Linked DNA regions of Homo sapiens: region 2 is linked to region 1. The links are chromatin loops, found by intact Hi-C in ENCODE. Cell type or tissue: pancreas. All regions are shown on one strand.

Region 1 (8,000 bases):
GTTCTCATTGGCCTGCAGTCAATGGAGGGCAGGAAGGGGAACAGAACTGTCACATCCAGAACCCCAAAGGACACAGTCTCTCACATGTGGACCATAACAGTGGTATCAATATTCACCAACATTCATGGAGGGCTCACCACCCTGGCCCTGCGCTCCACCCTGCACAATAATATACTCACAAACACACGACTCACTTACCAAAGCCAGGCACTAGGTGCTGTGCACTTTGCAGACAGGAATGCTGTTAATCCTCCAATGACCCCAGATGGAGACACTGCTCTCATACCCATTTTACACATAGCAGACGGAGGCCTAGAGAGGCTAAACCACATAGAAGAAAATCTAGCAGTTGAGAACATGAATCCTGCTAGACTGCCTGACTTTGGGCAAGTTATATCACCTCTCTGTGCCTCAGTTTCTGCTGTAAAATGTGGCTAAGAACAGAAAGTAACTCCAGGAGTGGTAGAGGATGATCAGTATCAATACCGGCAACGTGCTCAGAATAGGGCCTGTGGCATGACCAGAAACTGCTCATTCAGTCCTCACATCAGCCTGCGTATCCCACTTCACAGGTGTGAAAACCGAGGCTTGGAGGGGCATGCTGCCCTCAGTAGCACAGTGGTTGGGAGGAGCTATGAATCGCTGCCAAGAGGTCGAGCCCTAGCACCCACACACCTAACCATTAGGCGTGGTTGCCTGGGGTTTCCAAACTGCCTCTGGCCACGCAACCTTTTCTTCAGGAGACATCTTATGTGGATGCCAATGCAGATGTTCAAAGAGGAGGTTTCTGCTGGGGGTGCCCCATATGCCCCTAGCACCCCAGAGGCCACTCCCTCACTATGGTGCCTGCCCGGTCACTGCCATCAGTGGTGAAGTCTCTGCCTCCCTTCTCTCAAGGCATGTGGCTGCTCAGCTCCCTGGAAGTCTGAAGACAGTGTGCCCCAGTCCCCTCTTCCTTAGGCTCACAGCCCCTGTTCCTTCATGACCTTCCTCACCCTCTCAGCCACCTGCCCCTGAATATGGTACAATTTGTCCTTGTTCCTGTGCCAATTCCATTCCGTCTTCTTGGCCTGACAAACTCCTGCTCATAATTCACACCCAATGCATATACCCTCTTCTCTGCACTGGCCTCCCTGAGACCATGTTAAAGCCTCAGCTGCAGCATTTCTCACCTCAGCTGCAATATTATATTTTCAGCGTTCTATCTCCCACCAGCCTGCAACCCCTTAAGGTTAGGGGCTATGATGTTTCGCCTTTGGACCCCTAGTGCCCAGCTTGATACCCAGCAGGAACACACACAATTCAATGCAGAACTGGATTTTTAAAAGGAATAAAAGAGGAACAGCCAGCTCTCTAGTACCTGGCATAGATAGACGCTCAATACAGGTTTCATCTGTTCATTCCACAACTATTTGCTGTGTCAGGCACTGTTTTAAGTGCCAGTGATACAGTGAGAAAAACAAAGACATGGCCCCTGCTCTCATGAACCTTAAAATCAAGGAGGGAAGAGAGACATTCACTGAAATCACAGGAATAAATATAAAACTTCAGTGTGGCACATGCTACACAGAGGAGGTTCATATTTGTGGAACAGTAGATTACTGGGCACAGTTAGTGGGCTCAGGAGGTCTCCTGGAGAAAGGGACTTTTGAGCTAACATTTAAAGAACAAACAAGCACAAACAAAGGGAAAGGTAGAGGCCAAGAATAGCAAGTGCAAAGGCCCTGAGGTAGGACAGGCCTCAGCATGACCAAGGAATAGCAAGAAGACAGCAGAGTGACCAAGAGGGAAAGGAGGAGATGAGGCAGATAGGTCAGCTGGAGCCAGGCCTGCAGGGTGCTGGAGGATTGAAGCAGCAGCAGGAAGCCCTCAAAGACTCCATCAAAGGATGACAGGTTCTAATTTGCATTTTAAAAAGATCCATGTGGCTGCTGCCTGGAGAGTGAGTGGGGCAGGGCAAAGCAAAATGAGTTTGGAGGGGGAGATGGGGTCATGTGTGGGGCCCCCAGGAGAGCTGCTCAGGGAGCACACACAGGGGTGCGCAGGTCAGTGGCGGGGGCAGGGTAAAGTCTCAGCTGAGCCTGTGCCCGTTGCAGAGCTGTACCTGTCCAGAAGAGCGCCTTTCACTCATCTCCTCTAATTCCCAAAAAGGCTCTGCAGGGCCCTGGCCTTGTAAACCACATTAAGTAGCCTGCATGTGATTCTCCAAACATCAAGAGTACCTCCCCACCCTGTCCTGAGCCAGCCTGGGGTGCTGAGGCCCAGCGCACAGACCAGTCCTCAGCTACCTCCCCAACTCCAGGCTGCTCACGACTCCTAAGACAGCCCTGACCAAGGCTGGGAACTACTTGGGCTGTGTGGGGACAAAAGCGGTAGGGGCCAGAGACATTTCAGGCCTTGTCCATCGCCTGCTGAGGCCTGGGATGCCACACTGGACCGCGGGTGCTGAGGGATCCCATTTCAAAGTCCCGACCCTGAGCTGACTGCCAGGTGCTGGAGGCTCAGTCAGCTGCCCAGCCATCCAGGAAGGGAGGAAGCCAAGTCACTGATGGCCTATCCATTGGCAATGAAATGAACCAGGCAAGAAGGGAATAGAGGGCCTCAGCACCGAGAGGCTGGCCTCACTGCAGGCCTCACCCCACAGCAGTGGAAATCCCTCTTGCTCCTCACCACTGAGTACCCACTCCGGAGACACCAAGTCTTCCAATGGGGTCCCCCAGGCAGAGGGAGGAGGAGCCCTGATTCGGGAACGCAGAGGTGGAGGCCAAGCACAGACCTCACCATTACCTGGGGGACCTTGGGAATCCTACATCTCCTCTCTGAGCCTCAGGCTCCCTGTCAGCACATTTGCTCCTGTGGCTGGGTTAGAAACAACAAGCTTGACTGTCAGATCTTGGCTCTATGACTTACCACAGGTTGAGCATCTCTAATCTGAAAATCCAAAATGCTCCAAAATCCAAAACTTTTTGAGCACCAATGTGACCTCTAAAGGTCATGCTCAAAGGAAATGCTTATTGCAGCATTCTGGATTTCAGATTTTCAGACTAGGGATGCTCAACTGGTAAGTAGAATGCAAGCATTCCAAAATCTGAGACACTTACGGTCCCCAGCATTTCAGACAAGGGACACTCAACCTGTAGCTATGTCATTCGGGACAAGCCATTTAACTTTTTGAACCTCAGGTCCTTATCTGAAAATAAAGTGCCTACTTCACAGGATAGCTGTGAGAATTAGCCATGAAATGCCTGCAAAGCACCGAGCTCAGTGACTGGGACACAGTAAGTGCTCAATGAAAGAGGTCAGGTACTCCTTGCCAGACCCCTGCCAGGGTGTGTTTAGCCCCAGGTCACCTGGAATTTCAAGGTTGAGGCACGACAGTGCCAGGAAGTAGGGATCCAGATGAGGATGACCCTATTCCCACCACCCTCCAGGATCTCACAGGGGCACACATTGGTCAGGGCCACAAGACGGACACAGTGCTACCACTGCTGTTTACTGAACCTGGAGATGACAAAGCACGATAGCTACCATCTATTGAGTGGCTCCGGTACCAGGCAATGGGCTCAGTGCTCCCCACCCACTGTCTTGTTTTCAACACAGACCAGTGAGGCAGCAGCTGTAATTAGCCCCACTTTGCAGATGAGTTGAGCATTTTACCCAAGTCACTCTGTTTCTAAATGACAGAGAGATTTGAACCTGTCTGGACTTTTAAGTCCCTGCTCTCACACTGCCCTGGGAATCCAGCATCAGTGGGAACTGGAAAATGAGTTTTCAGATCCCTGGAGCCCACAGACAATCCCCACTTGGCAAGCCCAGCACACAGCGGGGAAGTTGGTCTTGCAGAAAGAGTGGAAAGATGTGCCTTGACCACCAGAGGGCATGCATTTGAGCAGAAAATCACAGGCCTCTGCTCAAAACCAAGGATAGTCTTGTCCTAGGCAACAGGGTAGGAAGAGCACCAAGTCCTGGAATTACCACTGGCCCCACGATGAGACTCTGAACATGCCCGCACCCCTCCCTAGGCCTCCTGTTTACCTTCTGCAGAGCAAGGAATTGGGGCCAGACAGCGCCCAAGCTCCATTGTACCAATTACGCCCAATGGCCACAGCCCACCGCCTGGTCCCCAAAGACTGTGGGAGCTCTGTGCACTGGGTGTGGCCTCTGATGTCACTTCTCCTGAATAAGTGGTATGTGAGGCTCCTGGACTCATCACATCGTGGTTAAGACTAAGGCCTCTGGGGCCGGACTGCTTGAGTTCAAATCCCAGACCTATACTCATCAGAGGCGTAGGCTTGGACACATTGCTTATCCTCCTTTGCCTCAGTTTCCTCCTATCTTAAATCAGGCTGCTAGCCACCTGCCTTCGTGTGAAGTGCGTGAATCTGCACAACGCATGTAGACGGTGCATGGCACTGAGTGAGCACTCAATAAACGTCAGCCTCTTGACGCTTTTCAGGCCTGGGACTCTGAATAGAACTTAACGAAGTTCATGGCAGGAAAGGGTACAGAGTCCAAGAGAAAAGAGACAACCAGACAATGGAGATAATCTGACTTGATGTCATTGTAAAGCCATAAACCAGGCCAGCGTTCCCCTGAGGGTGCTCTGTAAAAGAAAGGGTTTTGTGATCAAGCCAGTTGAGAACAAATCTCACTGGTTGCTCTACTGCAGGACTTCTAAGGGCCTTCAAATTCTTGGCTCACAATACCTTTCAGTGGCAGAGCTTCCTGCTGTATTAGGGTGTGAAAGAACACGCCATGAGAAGCCCTCCAGGAGACAGGGCCCAGTGCGCAAGTGCACCAGGAAGGCCTGGCACAAACGGGCACCCAGCAGCGGACACAGGCCACTTCTGACCCATCTCCCGCTCCTCCTCTCCTGGCTCACACCAAGCAAGAGGCTGCTTTAGGACTCGTGCACTTAACGTCCCTTCTTCCTGGAAGACTCTTTGCACAGAAAGCCACATGGCTCCTCCCCTCATTTATTTCAGGTCACTTTATCAAAGACGACTTTCCTAAAATAATGTCAAGCTCCCACCCCCACTACCCTCTGTGTCCTTTCCCTGCTTTGTTTCTTTTTGTACTGATCACACCTGCCCCATCCTGTGTTTATTTGCTCACTGCCTGTCACCCACCCACTCCCAAAGCACTGAAATGCCAGCTCCATGACAGCAGGGACTTTGTCCACTTCGATCACCGCTAGCACAGGACCACAAACACTGTGAGTGCTCAGTAAATATTTGTTGAATGAAGGAACAAATTCCCTGCCACCTCCAAAGCATCCAACTAAGAGTCCCAGCTAGTGTCTGCTTTCATCTTGCAGGTCAGACTTCTCTGACCACAGCCTCTGGATCCCCCGCCCACCATTCCCAACCTCCCCCCGCCAAGGACAGATTCTCTGGGACACCCTTCCTGCAAGGACCCCAATCCCGGCGGTCATTCTGGAAGCCCCATAAAGCCCAGAGCAGCTCCCCATCTGCCAGTGGGATTTCATTCTCCTCTTTCTCCTCATGCAAAATGGCTCTGGGTCAGGAGGTATATTAACGCCATACTCCACCACCACCAAGAGGGAAGAGCATGGGATAGAGAGCCCAAACTGTCTATGTCTAGGTTCAAATCTCGGCTTCTCCACTTACAGGCTGCAAAACCTCACATAAGTAACTTAACACCCGGAGCCTTGGTTTGCTCATCTGAAAAATGGGTGCACACGCCCTCCCTAGGGGAGATTGCCTTGACAGATTTTGGGGCACCTAGCAGAGCATGCTCCTCTGACTTCACACTTACTCTGTGGCCTCCTTTAGGCAAGCACCTGCTGTGTGCTGGACCCCACGCACAGCAGGCGATCCCCCTGGCACGCTCCCCTAATACTTACAAAGCACTTGCCAGGCAGTGGGCACCGCATGCTCCCAGTGCTTTACATATACTCACTCATTTAACCCTCCCAACAACCCCAGGAGGCGGGTGCTACCATTACACCTATTTCACAAATGAGAATTCAGGCACTGAGCTGCAGAGGGGGCTCTGAACTGCTCGGGGACCCTGCTTCTTGTGTACCTTGAAGAAGCCAATGATGCCCACGCCGTAGGCCACACAGTACTTGTCCAGCAGCTCCCGGTTCCAGGCGTCCAGGTTGACATACTTGAGGATGTTCTCATAGATGATGAGGGCGAAGCGGCCACGGCCCTTGTCAGTGAGCGTGGGCATGTCACCCTTGCCCGGCGCAATCTCTGTGCGGTATTTGAAGCGGCTGGACTCCAGGATGGCCACCACCTCCTGGCCCAGTTGCGAGTAGAGGCTCTCCACAAAGACCAGCACCAACGGGTCTGTGCGGGAAGGGGTGGCTGCCTGCACAGGCTTGAGTGGCAGCAGGCGACTGGGGGCCACAGGCGGCGGGTCCCCGCAGTCAGGCTCGGGGGCATCCGCCGAGGGCTCCAGGCCTCGCTTCCAGCCATATAGGTAGTAGGCCGAGATGAAAACGCTGAACAGGCAGAAGATGAACAGCAGGAAAAGGACAGCCTGCGGGGACACGTGCCGACACAGCCTCCGGAGGCATGCCAGGGCAGGCATCCTGGCCTCCGAGACCTTGGCCACCGGAGGCCCGGCCTGCCCTGGCTACCCCAAGGCCCCACACAGGAGGAGACACGAGAATCGTCCACTGACCAACAAATTCACAGAGACTTAGGAAGCGACGCCCTTGTGGGGCACTGGGAGTGGAGGATCTGGGCCCCCAGTCCTTCCTCCCAGCCAGGGGCGCAGTCCACAGGCTGGTCACGCTCCTTCCTTCCTCCGCGCCCCTTTATGTCACCATGGCAAACCCCCGCGTGGTCCTGTGCAGAGCAGAAGTGCCCCAGGGCGTCAGGGCCTTCTGGGGGTGCAGGGCAGCAGGCCAGAGGACACTGGACAGGCCCGGGGGTGCTGCATGCCGCTCACTCCGTGGGGCCCACGGGGCTAAGGCTGTGGAGAGTGGAGAGAACAGGAGCGTCAGAGTGCGGGCTTCAGGGTTCAGCTAACTGTGGACACACAGGAGCTGACCTAGGAATGCCCAAATGCAAGTACGGCTGCCGAACCAAGGTTGCATGATTTGGAGCAAGCTCTTTAATATCTCTGAGCCCCAGTTTCCCTACTTGTAAAATGGGGCAGACAATAAATAATATGAACCCATCTCATAAGGGGTTGGAGGATTAAGTCCAACAACGTTTGTAAACGACTTAAAGCAGTACCTAGCATATGGTATCTACAAATTGGAGTTGCTATTTTTGATCATTATCAGAGTCCAAGACTAGGCCAAGAAAAATCCAGGAGCAGGACGGATGGGGAGAGATGATAAACATTTGCACAGCCTGGGAACTAGAGGTAGAATTCTAAATCACGACTGAATACCACATCCTCACCATATTCCATTCCCTTCCTAACCCGTTGCTCTCTTTGAATGAGCCCAGCAGCCCCATATGATAGATGAAAAGACTGAGTCTCCATCAGTCTTTTCATTCTGAAGACTCAGAATGAAGCCAAGCCAGGATTCATTAGCAGGCTGCAGGGCATGTGTGCCTTAGCTGTGTGAGAAGGCCTCAGGTGACCATTACACCTTTAAAGCATCAGTGAGCTAATCTGTAACACCAGCACCCCTGTAGCTCATGGCTGTAGCTGAGCGTTAAGTAAATATGTCTGAGGAGCTTGGCACAAGAAACATGGCAGCTGTCATATTTGCCCATAATGCAACCAGGTATCTCTCATCCTCGGGGTACGTACCCACAGGTGCACACAGCAGCCCAGGACAACAGATGACCAAATAGCCTTCCTGAGGATCGCCATACTGCCACCACAGGATGCAGAGGGGAGGCCTCCCCCGCCCTGGACCTTCTGTCCACCCAGGCAGCCATAACTCTGGGTTCCAGCCTCCCCCTCAGCCTGAACCCCCCGCACCGCCTGCACCCAGGCCACGCCTCCTATACTCATCTCACTGGAAAGAGTTAACGAAGACGTACATACACGACACAAAGGCCCCA
Region 2 (8,000 bases), 49 kb after region 1:
AATACAAAAATTAGCCAGGCATGGTGACGCACGTATGTAATCCCAGCTACTCGGGAGGCTGAGGCAAGAGAATCGCTTGAACCTGGGAGGCAGAGGTTGCGGTGAGCCGAGATTGCGCCACTGCACTCCAGCCTGGGTGACAGAGCAAGACTCCATCCGTTTCAAAAAAAAAAAAAAAAGTCCAGGCGCGGTGGCTCACGCCTGTAATCCCAGCTCTTTGGGAGGCCGAGGCGGGTGAATCACGAGGTCAGGAGTTCGAGACCAGCCTGGCCAACATGGTGAAACCCCATCTCTATTAAAAATACAAAAAAAAAAATTAGCCGGGCATGGTGGCGGGTGCCTGTAATCCCAGCTACTTGGGAGGCTGACGCAGGAGAATCGCTTGAACCTGGGAGGCGGAGGTTGCAGTGAGCTGAATTCACGCCACTGCACTCCAGCCTGGGCAACAAGAGCGAAACTCTGTCTCAAAAAAAAAAAAAAAAATTGTAGATACAGGGTCTCCCTATGTTGCCCAGGCTGGTCTTGAGCTCCCCAGCTCAAGTGATCCTCCCACCTTGGCCTCCCAAAGTGCTGAGATTATAGGCGTGAGCCACCACACCCGGCCAGTGCTGTCTTTAGAGCAGGAAGAGTAAGTCCTGTCCCAAGGGCATCCAGGCCACCACCTTTTTCTCTGCCTGGAAACCTATTTAGCCTTCAAGGTCCCACTTAAGTAGCGCTTGGTCCAGGAAACCTTCTTGCTCCTGCTAGAGGTCTGTATGGGCCCCAGTCACAGCTCTAGTGATTTTCTGGGAATATAGCAGGATTTGTCAAGGACAATCCAAATTTCATGTCATTTGCTTCTTTAAAAAAAAGAAAAGGTGATTCAATGAATGTGTAACTACATGTGATTTCATGTTTGGACTTCAGTGGAGGCAGAAAATAGCCTCTGTCAGACCACGTGACCTGATTTGTGGTTTGGAGAACATGGTCACCATAATTACAGCATTGACCACATGCTGTAACAGTTTCCTCTCTCTTTCCCTCCGCCCCCCACTGCGCCCTCCCTCCCCCAACACACACACACACACACACACACACACACACACACACACACACTGAACTTTTCAAGTGCTAGGACTGTTTTCCTCCTGGCAGACCTTGATATCTGTTAAACAAACAGCAGAGAAAATCTGTAAAATGGGAAGGCTATCCCTGCTTCAGCCATACAATGGATATAAAATGTAGAAACCGAAGACTGATATAGGGGATGTGGGTAATTCACAGCAATTAATTACTGACTCTGATGCATGCCACCTGCTTTCTTGTATCTGTTACTTCAGCAGCCCAGAGAGGTACAGCAACTTCCCCCAGGTCACACAGACAGGGGTGGCAGAAGACGTTTGGAATCCGGGTCCATCCAACTAAAAGATGCAATTATTGTCACCACTCACACTACCTCCCAGTACCTAGGGGCCATAAGCCCCCAAATTCACCAAGACCACCTGGGCTCTGTGCCTCCTTCCCTCACTTCCACGGGATTCCCTCGTGCCCTTTCCTTCTACACACCACTTTCATCAGTGCCACTGCTGTTTGAAGAGCACTTCCAGTGGGTTCCCAAAGAAGTCCTGTCTTGGGGTCCAGGTTTCCTGTTTCAGGCAGAGCCTAAAGATGCATGTTGTGCCTTCCCAGACCTTCATCCCTCACTCCTGTGTGCTGCTAGCACAATCCATTTCACATGTAGTACTTTCCTCCTGGTTTTGGTTTTGTTTTGTTTTGTTTTTTGTGACGGAGTTTCGCTCGTGTTGCCCAGGCTGGAGTGTAGTGGCGCGATCTCAGCTCACTGCAACCTCTGTCTCCCAGGTTCAAGCAATTATCCTGCCTCAGCCTCCTGAGTAGCTGGGATTATAGGCACCCACCACCACGCCCAACTAATTTTGTTTGTTTGTTTGTTTTTTGTTGTTTGTTTGGTAGAGATGGGGGTTTCACCATGTTGGCCAGGCTGGTCTCAAACTCCTGACCTCAGGTGATCTGCCACCCTTGACCTCCCAAAGTGCTGGGATTACAGGCGTGAGCCACAGCACCTGGCCAGAAAGTACTTTCTAAAAACCAGGAAGAAGCCAGGCAAGGTGGCTCACGCCTGTAATCCCAGCACTTTGGGAGGCCGAGGCAGGTGGATCATGAGGTCAGGAGTTCAAGATCAGCCTGACCAATATGGGGAAACCCCGTCTCTACTAAAAATACAAAAATTAACTGGGCATGGTGGCATGCGCCTGTAGTCCCAGCTACTTGGGAGGCTGAGGCAGGAGAATTGCTTGAACCCGGAAGGCGGAGGTTGCAGTGAGCCAAGATTGCGCCACTGCACTCCAGCCTGGGCGACAGAGTGAGACCCCATCTCAAAAAAAAAAAAAAAAGAAAGAAAGAAAGAGAGAGAGAGGAAGGAAGGAAGGAGGAAGGAAGGAAGGAAGGGAGGGAGGGAGGGAGGGAGGGAGGGAAGGAGACCATCCTGGCTAACCTCATGAAACCCTGTCTCTACTAAAAATACAAAAAATTAGCTGGGCGTGGTGGCGGGTGCCTGTAGTCCCAGCTGCTGGGGAGGCTGAGACAGGAGAATGGCGTGAGCCCAGGAGGCAGAGCTTGCAGTGAGCTGAGATCACGTCACTGCACTCCAGCCTGGGCAACAGAGCGAGACTCCGTCCCCCCACCGCCCCCCCGCCAAAAAAAAAAAAACAGAAAGAAAGAAAGAACAAATGAACTTTCTCATTCTGTACACCAATTCCTTGGTGCCCCACAGCAGCCCTGAGAGGTAGACACAGCGGAGATTTTTTTCACCCGCATTGTACAGAAGAGAAAATGAAGCTTTGCCCAACCTGCAGGAGATCCCCTCACCTTGCAAAAGAGCCAAGCTGTGGGATCTTCAGTCCCTGGACCATTTAGCTTGACTAAGAGAACAGGAATGGAGGCCAAAAGATCTACAAAATGCTCACACAGAGAAGATGACAGCTTCTACAAATAAATGTCAATCAGTTCATTTCCCCTTTTACTGTGTTCATTGTAATGCACCAATTACAACCTGACAAAAGTAAAACACTGCCAAGCACAAGTGGTCTTTAGATGACCCTTATCATCTAGAGGCTCAAAGTCCCTTGAGGATAAGGCCTGGTCCAGGGCCCAGGGCTGAGTCCAGGCCTGGCGAGCAGAGTGCTAGGCTCAGGTGCCGTCAGGGCGGTAGGTGTGAAGGGCCGTCCAGGGATTGTTCCTTCCCATCCTCTCAGCTGCTGGTCAGAGGGGCTCTGCCCTGGACTTGCCCTCACCACAGGCCATTTCTCATCCACTCCTCCACCATCTGACCTCCTCATTCTGCGATTCTGATTCTCTTCATTTTAGAACTAACACTTTTGACATCATTCAAACCAAAACATTAGATTAACCCCCAGAAGAGGGGAGAGGTTCAAACGGACACTGAAAGGTTAAGTGGCTGACTCAGGATCCCAGTGTCTGCACAGCAGAATCCAAAAATGCTCCCAATGAGTGAAGCAGGAAGGGGTGGTTGAAGTTGCCTGGCCTGGAGGTTGTCTGCAGTTCTCCATGCCCATCACTCCATACACACACACAAGACCACTTTGTTTCTCTGTGTTATTCTCCTGTCCCTGAACACATCCAATTCTCCTTATAGAAATGAAGAAACTGCCGGGCACGGTGGCTCAAGCCTGTAATCCCAGGACTTTGGGAGGCCGAGGCGGGCGGATCACAGGGTCAGGAGATCGAGACCATCCTGGCTAACATGGTGAAACCCCGTCTCTATTAAAAATACAAAAAATTAGCCTGGCGTGGTGGCGGGCACCTGTAGTCCCAGCTACTCAGGAGGCTGAGGCAGGAGAATGGCATGAACCCGGGAGGCGGAGCTTGCAGTGAGCCAAGATTGCGCCACTGCACTCCAGCCTGGGTGACAGAGCGAGACTCTGTCTGAAAAAAAGAAAGAAAGAAAGAAAGAAAGAAATGGAGAAACTGAGGCCCAGGGAGTCAGAGGGGCCTGCCTAGACCAGCGGTGGCCAGCAGGTGAGCTGGGACTAGACCTGGAAGAATGTCTATTAGCATTCCCCTCTGCCTATCCTGTGTATCTTGGAAGCCGGTAAGGACTCCCAGAGTTGAGCCCAGATGCCATTCCTAGGTGCTTATAGACATACCAGCAGGGGGTGAGGGAGCAGTGCTGACCTGTGGGAAGTCAGCTCTGGGACCGGTGTGGTGGCCAGCCCTTGTCTGGGGCTCTCTGCTCCAACAGGCATGGACATTCTTATCATTCCAAGGCCCTTTCTTCACTCCAACCTGTCTGGGCTGTGTCTGGGGTGAGATGGAGCTGGGGCTGCGGGTGGGAAGAGCGAGGGGAATGGCAGGGATAAGCCCCATAGCCCACAAAGCATGCGGTCACACTCACTTATGCTCAGACTCTGCATGCCCCATACAAATCCCACCTCCCTTCTTCTGCAACTCGCCCTCCATCCAGTGCTTGGGCTCTGACATCAGACTGTCTTGTGTTAGAATCAAGGGTCAGCCCTCAATTACTGTCATTTAACTTGGTTTCAATTGTTTATTTGCAGGAGGATAATAGTATTTACCTTATAAGGTTGTTGAGAGGATTAAATGAAATACTAGGAAATTGCTTAGCACTATGCCTGGCATAGTTTTTTGTTTGTTTGTTTGTTTGTTTGTTTTTGAGATGAGTTTCGTTCTTGTTGCCCAGGCTGGAGTGCAATGGCACAATCTCGGCTCATTGCAACCTCCGCCTCCCGGGTTCAAGCGATTCTCCTGCCTCAGCCTCCTGAGTAGCTGGGATTACAGGCGCATACCACCATGCCCGGCTAATTCTTTTTTGTATTTTTAGTAGAGACGGGGTTTTGGCATGTTGGCCAGGCTGGTCTGGAACTCCTGACCTCAGGTGATCCACCCACCTTGGCCTCCCAAAGTGTTGGGATTACAGGCGTGAGCCATCACATCCAGCCAAACTATAGTTGTTACTGTTACTTTTACCTAATGCTCCCCTATAGCTCACTGGGATATTCTCATTCTCTCTCTCTGTCTGTCTCTGTCTCTCTCTCTTTCTCTCTCTCTCTCTCTCTCTCTCTCTCACACACACACACACACACACACACACACACACACACACACACACCCAAGGCTAACCTCCAGGCTGCCCTCAGTCACTGACCTACGTGGCCATCCTGTCACCCTCTGACCCCTCTATCCAGGCAGGCTGGGACTGGGTCATGTGTCCAGCATTCCTTCTGCCAAGAATGCCTCCCCCCAACCTCATCACAGTCCCAGCACCCCTTTCCTTCAAGTCCCAGCTCTAGTTTTACTCCGCCAGGACCCCGCCTGACTGATTCCAGCCTTTCTGCTCTGTGTGGAGACCTCTGGGTGACTCACTGCCCCTCAGCACTGCCTTGGAATTCGTGACTCTGTCAATGAGAAAGCCTCTTCCTTCTTCCTCCTCAGTCTCTTAAAGTTGAAAAAAAAAAGCATTTTTCAGGCAGACCTGGGGCTCCTGAAATCGACCTGAGATTCCTGTGCCCCCCCTCACCCCAGCACCTGTAGTCACTCATCCCACCTCTCCCCAGGGCTGGGAACAGGCAGGACTGAGAGACCAGGATGTAGGGGCCAGTCACCCAGATGGAAAGAAAAGGTAATCTACCAATCGGGAGAGGCTGGCAGGACCCCTGCACTACTGGGGTCCCAGGAACAGCTTTGCTGAGGGATGGGGAAGCAGAGAGGCCTGCCAGGAGCTGAGAGTCCTGGTGTGGGTCCCTGAAGCCCACCTGCAGAGACTGGTGTCAAGGGAGGGCCTGTAGCCTGTAGGACAGTGGCTCGGGTAAGGGGAGAGGCAGGACCCAGCACTCTTGCCTTTGCTGGGAAGGAAGACTCAGGCTTGTCCTGTGAGCCCCCACAGGTGGTGTGGGAACCCACTGAGAGCATGGGAGAAGCTGAGGGAAGCAGGCACCACCCAGCATCGGGAAACTCTCCCTAACCATTCAAAACACCCAGTGGCCTTGTCAGGGGGGAGTTCTCTACCCAGCAAAGGAGAGGGGTAGGCAGAGGCTGGACCACCGCTGCTTACGGTGGGCTAGGAGGATCCCTGCCTTGGGTGGGCAAGGGACCAGGATTCTTCTCAAGTTCTTCCAGGCTGTGAGAGTTAGTGCTAAAATTCAGTCAGCGATGTCATGATCTAGAAATCTGGTTCTAAAATTCTGTCACATTAAAATTCTGAAATGCCACAATTTTTTCCTGATTCTGAGATTTTAAATATGATTCTAATTTTCTTTTTTCTTTTTTTTTTTTTTTGAGACAGAGTCTTGCTCTGTCGCCCAGGCTGGAGAGCAGTGGCGTGATCTCGGCTCACTCCGAGCTCTGCCTCCCGGGTTCACACCATTCTCCTGCCTCAGCCTCCCGAGTAGCTCGGACTACAGGCGCCCGCCACCACGCCCGGCTAATTTTTTGTATTTTTAGCAGAGACGGGGTTTCACCATGTTTGCCAGGATGGTCTCGATCTCCTGACCTTGTGATCCGCCTGCCTCGGCCTCCCAAAGTGCTGGGATTACAGGCTTGAGCCACCACACCTGGCCTAATTTTCTAAAACTGCTTAATTCGTTAGAAATGTTGGCTGGGCACAGTGGCTCACGCCTGTAATCCCAGCACTTTGGGAGGCCGAGGCGGGTGGATCACGAGGTCAGGAGTTCAAGACCAGCCTGGCCAACATGGCCAACATGGCAAAACCCTGTCTCTACTAAAAATATAAAAATTAGCCGAGTGTGGTGGTGGGCGCCTGTAATCCCAGCTACTTGGGAGGCTGAGGCAGGAGAATCACTTGAACCCTTGAGGTAGAGGTTGCAGTGAGCCAAGATCGTACCACTGCACTCCAGCCTGGGCGACAGAGCAAGACTCCGTCTCAAGAAAAAAAAAAAGAAATATAATGCAAGCCACATATGAACAGTCACATTTTCTAGTAACCACATTTTAAAAAGTAAAAAGAAACAAGTGAAATTAAATTTAGACATATATTTTGGCTGGGCAAGGTGGCCTACATCTGTAATCCCAGCACTTTGGGAAGCCGAGGTGAGAAGGTTGCTTGAGTCCAGGTGTTTGAGACCAACCTGGGCAACATAGCAAGACACTGTCTCTACAAAAAATTAATTAAAAAAAATTAGCCCAGCATGGTGTGAGCATTTGTAGTTCCAGTTATTCAGAGCCTGAGGCAGAAGGATCGCATGAGCCCAGGGGTTTGAGGCTGCAGTGAGCTGTGATTGTGTCATTGCATTTCAACCTGGGTGACAGATCAAAACCCTGTCTCTAAAAAAAATAAATACACAAAAAACAAGGGCTGGGTACCTTGGCCCATGCCTGTAATTTCAGCACTTTGGGAGGCCAAGGCAGAAGGATCACTTGAGCCCAGGAGTTTGAAACCAGTCTGGGCAACATAGTGAGGTTATATGTTGATATATAGCCTCATTATTTTAAATAATGACTCCTCTCATTATTTCAAAAAGTAAAGACCAGGTGTGGTGGCTCATGCCTGTAATTCCAGCACTTTGGGAGGCCGAGGCAGGTGGATCACCTGAGGTGATCTGAGGTGGCTGAGTCTGAGACCAGCCTGGTCAACATGATGAAACCCCATCTCTACTAAAAATACAAAAATTAGCCGGGCTTGGTAGCCCTCGCCTGTAATCCAAGCTACTCGGGAGGCTGAGGCAGGAGAATTGCTTGAAACCAGGAGGCGGGGATTGCAGTGAGCCGAGATCACGCCATTGCACTCCAGCCTGGGTGACAAGAGCGAAACTCTGTCTCAAAAATAAATAAAATAAAATAAAAGCCAGCCATGGTGGCTCACGCCTGTAACCCCAGCACTTTGGGAGGCCGAGGCAAGCAGATCACGAGGTCAGGAGTTCAAGACCAGCCTGGCCAACATGGTGAAACCCCGTCTCTACTAAAAATACAAAAAATTAGCCGGGCGTGGTGGCATGCGCCTATAGTCA

The links. Peaks named below come from ENCODE experiments on the same cell type or tissue, not always from the same donor. Only the 100,000 strongest peaks of a DNase experiment are listed, where the experiment ranks them.
Region 2: it touches region 1 in a loop (2.4-fold over the local background); 80 of 110 quality-filtered maps call a loop at or near these places.

The regions. Positions count from the first base shown.
Region 1 is chr5:150,519,816-150,527,815 of GRCh38, reverse strand. It overlaps NDST1 (N-deacetylase and N-sulfotransferase 1), which reads right to left. Exons shown (of 15, transcript NM_001543.5): 2 at 6,049-6,948; 3 at 1-12. The coding sequence starts at 6,561. Among named protein-coding and RNA genes, the nearest start is that of NDST1, 16 kb to the right of the region's middle. RefSeq lists enhancers at 1,539-2,279, 4,436-5,313. In pancreas, a CTCF peak has its summit at 3,864 (motif pointing right); DNase peaks (open chromatin) are centred at 6,158 and 6,879; H3K27ac peaks cover 2,194 bases.
Region 2 is chr5:150,470,530-150,478,529 of GRCh38, reverse strand. NDST1-AS1 (NDST1 antisense RNA 1) reads left to right here. Exons shown (of 3, transcript NR_105061.1): 3 at 2,771-3,014. Among named protein-coding and RNA genes, the nearest start is that of NDST1-AS1, 11 kb to the left of the region's middle. RefSeq lists a cis regulatory region at 1,625 and an enhancer at 1,541-1,710. In pancreas, no CTCF peak of the experiment used is centred here; no DNase peak of the experiment used is centred here.